Linked DNA regions of Homo sapiens: region 2 is linked to region 1. Evidence: read pairs that join two places in POLR2A ChIA-PET (ENCODE). Cell type or tissue: GM12878. All regions are shown on one strand. Links, peaks and the distances in the headings refer to the core of each region. The heading gives the core; the rest is flanking DNA. Region 1 has its middle 6.5 kb from the start of UBE2G1. Region 2 overlaps UBE2G1 (ubiquitin conjugating enzyme E2 G1).

Evidence for each region. Peaks named below come from ENCODE experiments on the same cell type or tissue, not always from the same donor. Only the 100,000 strongest peaks of a DNase experiment are listed, where the experiment ranks them.
Region 2: POLR2A ChIA-PET joins it to region 1 with 9 read pairs; 15 of 35 experiments call an interaction of 5 or more read pairs at or near these places.

Annotation. Positions count from the first base shown.
Region 1 is chr17:4,371,767-4,374,583 of GRCh38, reverse strand. No RefSeq gene overlaps it. Among named protein-coding and RNA genes, the nearest start is that of UBE2G1, 6.5 kb to the right of the region's middle. In GM12878, for the core only: no CTCF peak of the experiment used is centred there; no DNase peak of the experiment used is centred there; H3K27ac peaks cover 954 bases.
Region 2 is chr17:4,319,733-4,322,549 of GRCh38, reverse strand. All of the region lies in intron 1 of UBE2G1 (ubiquitin conjugating enzyme E2 G1), which reads left to right. Among named protein-coding and RNA genes, the nearest start is that of UBE2G1, 46 kb to the left of the region's middle. In GM12878, for the core only: no CTCF peak of the experiment used is centred there; no DNase peak of the experiment used is centred there.

The DNA.
Region 1 (2,817 bases), core at 213-2,712:
GCCTCCCAAAGTGCTGGGATTACAGGCATGAGCCACAGCGCCAGGCCTATTTTTTATTTTTTATTATTTTTATTTTTTTTGAGATGGAGTCTCACTCTGTCACCCAGGCTGGAGTGCAATGGTGCGATCTTGGCTCACTGCACCCTCCACCTCCCAGGTTCAAGTGATTCTCTCACCTCAGCCTCCCGAGTAGCTGGGAGTACAGACGCCTGCCACCACACCTGGCTAATTTTGTATTTTCAGTAGAGAAGGGGTTTCACCATGCTTGCCAGGCCTGTCTCGAACTCCTGATCTCAGGTGATCCACCTGCCTCAGCCTCCCAAGGTGCTGGGATTACAGGTGTGAGCGACAGCACCCGGCCTATTTTTAATTTTTTTTTTTTTTTTTACAGATATTGTCTTACTGTGTCACTCAGGCTGGAGTGTGGTGGTGCTATCATAGCTCACTGTAGCCTTAAACTCCTGGGCTCAAGCCATCCTCCTGCCTTAGTCTCCTGAGTAGCTAGGACTACAGGCATGCGCCACCATGCCTAGGTAAATTGTTTTCATTTTTTTGTAGAGAGGGAGTCTCACTATGTCACTATGTTGCCCGGGCTGCTTTTTTGTTTTGTTTTTAAACATCATTACACATTCTCCCCAGGAAACCTAACACTGACCTCTACAAATTTATGTCTGTAGCTTTGGTCTCTTTGCTGAGCTTGTCTTATTAGCATATGCTAATGTGACACCTCTGATTGGATGTCTAATAAACAAACAAAACATAACTCATCCAAAATAGATGACTTGGTATCACTCCAAACCCTATACTCTTCCCCATTTTGAAATCAAACCAGTTATTCCAGAAGTCATAAACCCAGGAATCATCCTTGATTCTTCCCCTTCCCCCCACCCACATTTATTAGCAAGACCTTTCCATTTAAATTTAAAACTGTATTTCAAATCCTTTCCCATTCCACTCTCCTGACAAATTTTATCATCCTTGCTCCTATTCTGGTTCAAACCATCAGGAACTTTGCCTTATCTTCTGTGATAGACTTCTAACTTGTCTTCTAGCAATGTTTTCTCTTTTATTTTTTTCCCTCTTTTTTTCTTTCCATTTTTTTAAGAGACGGGGTCTCACCATGTTGCCCAGGCTGGTCTAGAATTCCTGGGCTCAAGCGCTCCTCCCACTACAGCCTCCCAAAGTGCTGAGATTACAGGCGTGAGCCACTACACCCAGCCCTCTTTTCAATAAATTACAAAATGAGATTTAAAAAATGTAAATCTGGTGGCCAGGCACGGTGGCTCACGCCTGTATTCCCAGTACTTTGGGAGGCTGAGGCGGGAGGATTACAAGGTCAGGAGATTGAGACCATCCTGGCCAACATGATGAAACCCCGTCTCTACTAAAAACACAAAAATTAGCTGGGCGTGGTGGTGGGTGCCTGTAATCCCAGCTACTTGGGAGGCTAAGGCAGGACAATAACTTGAACCCAAGAGGTGGAGGTTGCAGTCAGTGCCACTGCATTCTGGCATGGCAACAGAGCAAGACTTCGTCTAAAAAAAAAAAAAAAAACGGCCAGGCACAGTGGCTCACACCTGTAATCCCAGCACTTTGGGAGGATCAAGAGTCAGGAGATCAAGACCACCTTGGCTAACACGGTGATACCCCGTCTCTACTAAAAATACAAAAAAAAAAAAAAAAAAAAATTAGCCGGGCGTGGTGGCGTGCACCTGTAGTCCCAGCTACTTGGGAGGCTGAGGCAGGAGAATGGCATGAACCCGGAAGGTGGAGCTTGCAGTGACCACTGCACTCCTGCCTTGGCGACAGAGCAAGACTCCATCTCAAAAAAAAAGAAAAGAAAAAAAAAGTAACTCTGGTGGGGCACAGGGACTCACGCCTAAAATCCCAGCACTTTGGGAGGCTGAGGTGGGTGGATCACCTGAGGTCAGAAGTTCGAGACCAACCTAGCCAACATGGTGAAACCCCGTCTCTACTAAAAATACAAAAATTAGTAGGGTGCGGTTTTGCACACCTGTAATCCTAGCTACTCAGGAAGCTGAGGCAGGAGAATCACTTGAATCCAGGAGGCGGAGTTTGCAGTGAGCCGAGATCACGTCATTGCACTCCAGCCTGGGCGACCAGAGTGAAACTCTGTCTCAAAGAAAGAAAGAAAGAAAAAACAAGTAATCCAGATCACTCTCCTCCGAAGGCTTTTATTTATTGCAACTAAATGAAATTCTGAACTCTTCACTGTGGTCAACAGGGTCCTCTGAGATGACACCTGCCTGCCTCTCCCACCTCCACTTACAGCCGCTTTTTCATTAGGCTGTAATGGAGCTGCCCATCCATGCTGATCTCCTTTCTGGCCTTTTTATTATTTTTTTAAATTTTAAATTTATTTTTTATTATTTAAAAAAATGAGACGGCTGGGACTTGCGGGCCGTGGGGGAGAGGGTGGGGTGGGTCTCACGATGCTGCCCAGACTGGCCTCAAACTCCTGGGCTCAAGAAATCCTCCTGCCTCAGCTTCCCAAAGTGTTGGAATAACAGGCTTGAGCCACCGCATCCCACCCCACCCTTTCTAGTCTTTCTTTGTAGCAGCTGATAATTCTCAATTGAGAGTCTTTCCTACCACTGGGCTTTAGCAGTAACCATTTGCTCTGCCTGGAATGCTCGTCCCCAGAATCATCAAATGGCATATCCTGTTTGTAATCTCATTCTAATTAAAATCTTTTCAAAGGCCTTCCCTATTTTATCTAGAACAGACCCTATTCCTCAGTTGTTCACACACCCTATTCATTTCCATCTTATCACTTATCATAATCCAATGCTGATT
Region 2 (2,817 bases), core at 214-2,713, 52 kb after region 1:
AGAAGTTATATTTCATGCACAACATTTCTGATCATGCAGCAGGGCTCTCTTCTTTTGCTAATGTGATTATAAGGAGAAGAAGCACATACAAATAAATAGTTATTTGAATTAGAGAAATATAATCTCCTAATGCCATCTTAGGGAAGAGTTTGAGGAGGAGTTCAAGGCATGATAGGAAGATACAACAGAGGGTGAGTTAGTGTCAGCAGATCACAGCTACTTTGACATAATCACACCTGTTGTTCCCCTTTGGAAGAAATCTTGGATTGGACCTGGCATGGTCTGCTGCTTACATTATTCTTTCTTTCTTATGTCAAGAAGTGGGTGGAGACTACTTAGAGGAATGAGGAATCAACACCATCTTAATATGTGTTTGTGAGTAGAACATCTTGTATTTGTATTACCTGTTCCAGTTTTTAACTTTGTGCATTTTATGTGAATCCACTTCTTATACTTCCATTAAAAGTAGTTTAATACTTGGTCATATGTTAGAAACCTGTCATTCAGATTGTTGCATTTCAAAATGTAGACAAAGCTGTCATTCTGACTTGTTTGGCTTTTGAGTTTCATACCACACTTAGTCCAATCAAAATATAAAAAAGAAAAATTATGTTGCTAATTTTCAAATTTCAAACTTTTGCTTTAATTATAATAAACTTTATAGACACACATTTGAATCGCACACTAATAGCCTAGGAAAATTAGGGGTTTAAATGTAAATATTGCCTTCATCCCTTAGACTCTAAGTAATAGCAACAAACATTGGGCAAATTGGCTGGGTTCACCTGTAATCCCGGCACTTGGGTGGGCAGGGTTGGGGGGCGAGCTCAGGAGTTCAAGACCAGTCTGGGCAACGTAGGAAGACCTTGTCTCTACCAAAAATACAAAAAAAAGACAGACATGGTGGTTTGTGCCTGTGGTCCCAGCTACTCAGGAGGCTGAGGTGGGAGGATTGCTTGAGCCCAGGAGGCGGAGGTTGCAGTGAGCCATGAACACACTACTGCGCTCCAGCCTGGGCCACAGAGTGAAACTCTGTCTCCAAAAAAAGAAAGAAGGCCACAATGCTTAAAAAGCCCATCCAAATAATCAGAAAAAAGAGAATCACTCAATGTAAAAAAAACGGGGTGGGGGAATAAAAATATGTAAATGCACCAAAGATAAATTGCCAGTGGCAGAAGGATGCCCAGTGTTAGCCAGCAGTAAAAGTACCCAGTGTTAGCAAGGCTGTAGGGAAATAGTTGCCTACAGTGTTTCTGGGATAATACATTGAAGTAAACATTTTGTGGCTTGATATATATGTTCCTTTGACTTACAGTTCAGTTTATAGTTTATATTCTAGATATACTTCCACAGATGTACAAGGAGAGTGCAAAGTATTCTTTTTAAATTAATTTTTTTTTAAGATGGGGTCTTCCTCTATTGTTCAGGCTGGAGTGCCATGGTGCGATCATAGCTCACTGCAGCCTCAGACTCTCCTGGGCTCAAGAGATTTTCCCTCTTCATCCCCCAGAACAGTTGGGGCTACAGGTTCACACCGCCTGGCAATGGCAGCATTGTTTTTTCTTTTTATTTATTTTTAAAAAGACTTTTAAATATTCATAATTTCTTTTTTTTACTTTTTGTTTTTTTCACTCCTCTCAGCTCATACCTAGGCAGCATTATTTATATTTGAGGGGGAAAACGAAAAGAGGTATGGTGGTGGGAACGAGTTATCTAGTGTTCAGACTATGCTAAGTGGCCATCAGTTATACAAGGATGATTCCATTTCTGTATAGTATATGGTGGTGTAGCCTAAGTCTGAAAGAATACACAGCAAATTGTTAGCAGTGGTTGTCTTTGGAGAGCAAGAAGGTAGTGTCTAATGCCTTCTATTTTATTTTCCTATGTTACTTTAGGATACATGGCCTTTTTTCATAATTTAAAAAATCAAAGTACATAAAAGAAAGTTGAAAATATTCTACTACTTAGTAATAACAACCACCACCTACAGATGTCTCCCAACGTTGGGCATCCTTGCATCCACCTTTCAGTGCATGCATGCGGGCTGAAATCTGAGGTTGTAATAGATGTGCCATTTATATACTTTAAGTTGCAAGTTGCATATGAATGACAACCCAGCTAAGGTAATATTGAAGAAATTATTGACCTATAGATAGACATTTATCGCAAGAAGAGATTAATTTCTAAAAGAGTCCTAAAGTTGAGAGAAGAAAATCTATAAAAACCTCTAAATAGTTTTGAGACTCTTGATAGAACCCACTGACTTCCTGATGTCCAGGATGAGGGAATAAACACATATGTATTCCTTAGTACCTCTCTCCCTTTCCCTCCATTCCCTTCCCATTTTCTAATCATAAATATAGATATATTTAGTAATTGGTTATTCTTTTTTAACATAGAAATCCTGATAATGTAAAATTACGACAATACAGAAAATAACAATGTAAAATCCTGACAATGTAAATTTATATATAAATCCTGATAATGTAAAAATAGGACCAATGGCAACAAGAAAATAATACACACACACACACACGTGTGCCACTTGGCAATGACAGCATATATTATTAAATATATATATATAAAAGCTTATAGCATTCATGGTGGTTTGGTTTTATTTATGCATTTACATGGGGTTGGTAACTACACTGGTCCCTTTCACCTGCGTTTTTCTGTTACTGAATTCTTTATTTTGATTGATTTCGCAGCATTTAATTCAAAAAGTACCATTTCTTAAGTCCTTAAAGTTTACAATACATGTAAATGTGTATTACCATCTTATTTGGACTTCCTGTTTGGGCTTCTCTCTCTCTCTTT